Linked DNA regions of Homo sapiens: region 2 is linked to region 1. A link is an interaction called in ENCODE POLR2A ChIA-PET data of the cell type or tissue named here. Cell type or tissue: A673. All regions are shown on one strand. Links, peaks and the distances in the headings refer to the core of each region. The heading gives the core; the rest is flanking DNA.

Region 1 (2,905 bases), core at 216-2,715:
CTCCCACGGGCACTGCAGAGACCAAGTGGTGTTACTCCCATCCTACATGCCCAGCACACTTCGTGGGCACGTGGGGACATCAGGAGAGGTGTGCTTGGAGGAGGCTCCAGTGAGAGGCACCATCCCCAACCCTCCACTTGAAGCGGACCCTCTGTGCTGTCGCCTCGGCCACAGCACCCTCTCACCCAGGAAGCCTCTCTGGCAGTGTCCTTACAGTGGCCTTGATGGTCCACAGCCCCCTGACACCAGGAGCCTGGGTGACAGCACTGCTGAGAAGCCACCTGGGACCCTGAAGGTCTGGGAACTAGGTTTGAGAATTTATATTGTCACAAAGGACCGGAAATCCCCAGAAGTTTTGTGTCAGGGAAGCTGGCAGTTTAGGGCTCAGTGGGAACCGGGTCATTTCACTGTCAGGGCCACTTCCCACCATTTCTGGCTCAGCTCATGGAGAAGTTCCTGTCCCGAAAGTATGTCATCATCTCCCTCTGGTTGTAGGAAACACGACTTGGGAAGCTCATCAACGACGTCCGCAAGAAAACCAAGAACGAGGAGCTCGCCAAGCGGGCCAAGAAGCTGCTGCGGAGCTGGCAGAAGCTCATCGAGCCGGCACACCAGCATGAGGCGGCGCTGCGGGGGCTGGCGGGGGCCACCGGCTCTGCCAACGGGGGCGCACACAACTGCCGGCCGGAGGTGGGGGCGGCTGGCCCACCCAGGAGCATCCATGACCTGAAGAGCCGCAATGACCTCCAGAGGCTGCCCGGGCAGCGGCTGGACAGGCTGGGCAGCCGCAAGCGCCGGGGTGACCAGCGTGACCTCGGCCACCCAGGGCCGCCACCCAAGGTCTCCAAAGCTAGCCACGACCCCCTGGTCCCCAACTCATCCCCCCTCCCCACCAACGGGATCAGTGGGAGTCCAGAGAGCTTCGCCAGCTCCCTGGATGGCAGTGGGCATGCAGGCCCAGAGGGCAGCCGCCTGGAGCGTGACGAGAATGACAAGCACAGTGGCAAGATCCCCGTCAACGCCGTGCGACCGCACACCAGCTCCCCGGGCCTGGGCAAGCCCCCTGGACCCTGCTTGCAGCCAAAGGCTTCGGTGCTGCAGCAGCTGGACAGGGTGGACGAGACTCCGGGGCCTCCCCATCCCAAGGGACCCCCTCGCTGCTCTTTCAGTCCTCGGAACTCACGGCATGAGGGCTCCTTTGCCCGGCAGCAGAGCTTGTATGCACCCAAGGGCTCCGTGCCCAGCCCCTCACCGCGGCCCCAGGCACTCGATGCCACACAGGTGCCGTCACCGCTTCCACTGGCACAGCCGTCCACACCCCCCGTACGGCGGCTCGAGCTGCTGCCCAGTGCGGAAAGCCCAGTGTGCTGGCTTGAGCAGCCTGAGAGCCACCAGCGGCTGGCGGGGCCGGGCTGCAAGGCAGGGCTGTCCCCAGCCGAGCCCCTCCTGTCCCGGGCAGGCTTTTCCCCAGACTCCTCCAAGGCGGACAGTGATGCTGCCTCCTCAGGGGGCTCGGACAGTAAAAAGAAGAAGAGGTACCGACCTCGAGACTATACGGTTAACTTGGACGGGCAGGTGGCTGAGGCGGGCGTCAAGCCTGTCCGGTTAAAAGAGCGGAAGCTCACCTTTGACCCCATGACGAGACAGATCAAACCTCTGACCCAGAAAGAGCCAGTGCGGGCAGACAGCCCTGTGCACATGGAGCAGCAGTCCAGGACAGAGCTGGACAAGCAGGAGGCCAAGGCCAGCCTCCAGAGCCCCTTCGAACAGACGAACTGGAAGGAGCTGTCACGCAACGAGATCATCCAGTCCTACCTGAGCCGGCAGAGCAGCCTGCTCTCATCATCGGGCGCGCAGACCCCAGGGGCTCACCACTTCATGTCTGAGTACCTGAAGCAGGAGGAGAGCACCCGGCAAGGGGCCAGGCAGCTGCATGTGCTGGTGCCTCAAAGCCCGCCCACGGACCTCCCTGGTCTGACCCGGGAGGTCACACAGGACGATCTCGACAGAATCCAGGCCAGCCAGTGGCCGGGGGTGAACGGGTGTCAGGACACACAGGGTAACTGGTATGACTGGACGCAGTGCATATCGCTCGATCCGCACGGCGACGACGGGCGCTTGAACATTCTGCCTTATGTCTGCTTGGACTGACCGGCCTGTCAGCCACAAAGTGCATTCCCATCTTGCAGAAGCCGGGTGGGCGGGCAGGCAGGTGGGCAGGTGGCCGGGGCCCAGCTGCCTCCTGCGCTGGGAACTCGGGGAGTCCGGCCCAGGCGGGAGGGAGGGGGCGGGAGTCACGCGGTCTCTCTGCGCTCTTCCCTCAAAACTCTTTTTGTGAAATGCTGCTACCAGTTTACTAACAAAATTGCGAAGAAGGACCGCGTGGAAGGAAGGACGGCAAAGTGAGTTCAGAACTCTATAGCAAACCAGCTATAAAAAGCGTTAGTCCCTCACCCCCAAAGAGGTGCGGACACTTTCCAGCACCTGAAAGCTGGGGCCTCAGTTGCAGGCAGGCACAGAAAACCTGTGGGAGAGGTCACCTTTAACACAGCAACAGAAGCACGCATCTCATCTCTCTTGCATTTTCTGTTCTTTAATTTGGCCCTGAGTGTCTTGAGACAGTGGGCCATGCCACTGCCTCTGTTTGCTCCCTACCCAGCCACTGTCAGGCCAGTGTTGTCTGTCATGTGCCAGAAGCTTCTCAGCTGTGGTGAGCCACTGGCATTGGGCAGGCGGGCCAGCTGGCCAGCCAGTGTGACCCACACTCCATGGGCAGCCACCTGTTTATATCTGGTTTCAGTTATAACCCAGTTTTTAAAGAAATGCTGCAAAAATTTAAGTTTTCTCATGTTTATTTTAAACAATTCCTCTTCCATCAGACCACCAGACAAAAAAACCTTTCCTT
Region 2 (2,905 bases), core at 298-2,797, 73 kb before region 1:
GGGGCAGGGAAGAAGTCAGCATGGTTCTCATTCTCATCTTTGCAAAGGTCCTGGGGCAGGGAAGAAGTCAGTGTGCTTCTCTCATTCTCGTCTTTCCTGTGCACCTGCTTCATCATCCTCTCCTGTTTGACCAGCATCTTCACTCCCTCATCTGCTAGTCTGTGACCAGAACAGCAGCCTCGGGCATCCTCCCAGCTCAACTTTCCAAGACCTGCATAGTCAGTAGCCCAGGGTCCTGATTTTGTTTCCTGGGGCAGAGTCTGATTGACCCACCTTGGTGTCACTCTGGTCCATTTGGGGTGGGGGTTCTTGATTCTGCCATAACCACTTAGGTCAAGGGTCATCAGACCACAGGCCAAATCTCCCCACTGCCTGTTTTTGTGAATGAACTTCGCAAAAGTTCATGTGTGTGGCTGCTTCTGTGTCACAGCGGTGGAGTTGAGTTGTGTGACAGAGATGACATGGCTTGCAGAGCCAGAACTGTTAGTAAACAGTCACCCATTACAGAGAAAATGTGCCAACCTCTGACCCAGGCCAACTCTTTCACTGGGGGCCATGGGTGAGAGAAGATTCTCTCAAGAAAGGGCCCTCTCAGGGAGGTAGTGACTGGCTTTCCCAGGATATTTAAAAACTGGAAATCACCTAAGTGTCCAAGAACAGGGGAAGGATCAGGTAACTTGAAGGATGCCCATGTGACTGGCTGTCACAATACCATCACTGATGATGTGCCAGAAGGTTCTGTCTGCATGGGGAAATGAAACGTTCTGAAAGTGAAGAAGGCCGGAGGGTACTATGTCTGTGCAGCCTAACTTCAGCTGTGTAATGTGCATGCAGTAACCATGGATAAACCTTAAATGAGTGCCTTAAGTATGGGAGTGAAACACTGTTTAGCCAGGGAGTTGGAAGGATCCACTCCAGATGGGGTAGAGAGGTGACCCTGTGGCAGTTGCTGAGGAAATTGGCAGAGCCTGGGCATGGTTCAATATTCCGTGTGCCTATTTCTTCTTTTTTTTTTTTTTTTTGAGGTGGAGTCTTGCTCTGTCACCCAGACTGGAGTGCAGTGGCACAGTCTCAGCTCACTGCATCCTGCATCTCCCAGGTTCAAGTGATTCTCCTGCCTCAGCCTCCCAAGGAGCTGAGACTACAGGCACGCACCACCACACTTGGCTAATTTTTCTATTTTTGGTAGAGATGAGATTTCATCCTGTTGACCAGGCTGGTCTCGAACTCCTGACCTCAAATGATTCACCTGCCTCGGCCTCCCAAAGTGCTGGGATTATAGGCGTGAGCCACCGTGCCCAATCTCCCTGTGCCCACTCTTGTGTTGTTTGAGCTTTGGAAAGTTTAAGAAGTTATGAAAAGTCTGAAATAGGGGAGAAACGTCCCTGAGTATTTAGGGATCAGTAGCACTGTCATCTATAACTTACATTGAAACACATCAAAAATACGGATAAATGGTTAGATAGATGGATAGGTATGTGGTACAGCAAAGTGTTAATTGCAGAATGTAGGTGGTGGCAGTGTGTTTCAACACAACTCTTCTGTGTGTTGAAATTTTCATAAAATAACAAGAGGAAAAGTTAGGGAGAAAATGAACCATGGAGAGGTTTTACAAGTAAAAGGCGGAAGTCTGTCTTCACAATCCGGTATTTTATAGAATATTCACAGGATTATGCAGCCGCTATCTCTATCCAATTTCAGAACATTTTCATCAACACAGAAAGAAACCGCGTCCCCATTGGCAGTCACGCCCCATTTCCCCTCCCTTAGTCCCTGGCAACCACTCGTCGGCTTCCTGTCTCTGTGGATTTGCCTCATGTGGACAGTTTATATAAATGGAGTCATACACTGCATGGCCTTTTGTGTCTAGCTCCTCTCACTCAGCATCATGTTTTTGAGGTTCATCCACGTTGTAGCCTGGAGCAGTGCTTCATTCCTTTTCATGGCAGAATCATTCTCTTGTATGACTATTCCCCAGTTTTCCATCTGTCAGTTGGTGGACAGTTGAAATGTTTGTATTTTTTAGCTATTATGAAAGTGGTGACAAGAACATTCATGTACAAGTTTTTGTACAGATTTATGTTTTTAGTTATGAGCTATATAGGAGTGAAATTGCTGGGTTATATGATCACACTACGTTTATAATTTTCTTTTTTTTGGAGACAGAGTCTCGCTCTGTTGCCAAGGCTGGAGTGCAGTGGCACGTTCTCAGCTCACTGCAACCTCCACCTCCCGGGTTCAAGTGATTCTCCTGCCTCAGCCTCCTGAGTAACTGGGGTTACAGGTGTGCACCACCATGCCTAATTTTTTGTATTTTTAGTAGAGACGGGGTTTCACCATGTTGTCCAAGCTGGTCTTGAATTCCTGACCTCATGATCCACCCACATCGGCCTCCCAAAGTGCTGGGATTATAGGCGTGAACCACTGCGCCTGGCTGAAACAGGGTTTTACCACGTTGGCCAGGCTGGTCTCGAACTCCAGACCTCAAGTGATCCACCCACCTCAACCTCCCAAAGTGCTGAGATTAAAGCCGACCTGTGTTTATCCTTTTGAGAAAACACCAGAGTGTTTTCCAAAGTAGCTACGACATTTTACATTCCTACCTGCAGCCTACGAGGGTTACACTTTCTCCGTATCCTTGCCAACTCTGTTACCGTTAATCTTTTGACTGTGGTCATCCTAGTAGGTATGAAAGTTTTTTGTTTGTTTTTGAAACAGAGTCTCACTCTGTTGCGCAGGCTGGAGCTGGAGTACAGTGGCACAATCTCAGCTCACTGCAACTTTTGCCTCCTGGGCTCAAGTGATCCTCTGGCCTCAGCGTCCTAAGTAGTGGGACTATGGGTGTGCACTACCACACCTGGCTAATTTTTGTACTTCTTGTCTCTACAAGAAGTACTGGGTTTCG

What was found. ChIA-PET counts read pairs that join two places held together with the same protein. Peaks named below come from ENCODE experiments on the same cell type or tissue, not always from the same donor. Only the 100,000 strongest peaks of a DNase experiment are listed, where the experiment ranks them.
Region 2: POLR2A ChIA-PET joins it to region 1 with 8 read pairs; 20 of 35 experiments call an interaction of 5 or more read pairs at or near these places.

What each region holds. Positions count from the first base shown.
Region 1 is chr19:16,575,273-16,578,177 of GRCh38, reverse strand. It overlaps MED26 (mediator complex subunit 26), which reads left to right. Exons shown (of 3, transcript NM_004831.5): 3 at 496-2,905. The coding sequence ends at 2,151. LOC105372295 (a long non-coding RNA gene) reads right to left here. Exons shown (of 3, transcript XR_936360.3): 2 at 1-12. Among named protein-coding and RNA genes, the nearest start is that of SLC35E1, 4.3 kb to the right of the region's middle. In A673, for the core only: no CTCF peak of the experiment used is centred there; no DNase peak of the experiment used is centred there; H3K27ac peaks cover 265 bases.
Region 2 is chr19:16,648,827-16,651,731 of GRCh38, reverse strand. All of the region lies in intron 4 of SMIM7 (small integral membrane protein 7), which reads left to right. LOC124904647 (a long non-coding RNA gene) reads left to right here. Exons shown (of 2, transcript XR_007067149.1): 2 at 1-1,853. Among named protein-coding and RNA genes, the nearest start is that of SMIM7, 9.9 kb to the left of the region's middle. In A673, for the core only: no CTCF peak of the experiment used is centred there; a DNase peak (open chromatin) is centred at 1,761; H3K4me3 peaks cover 413 bases; H3K27ac peaks cover 1,127 bases.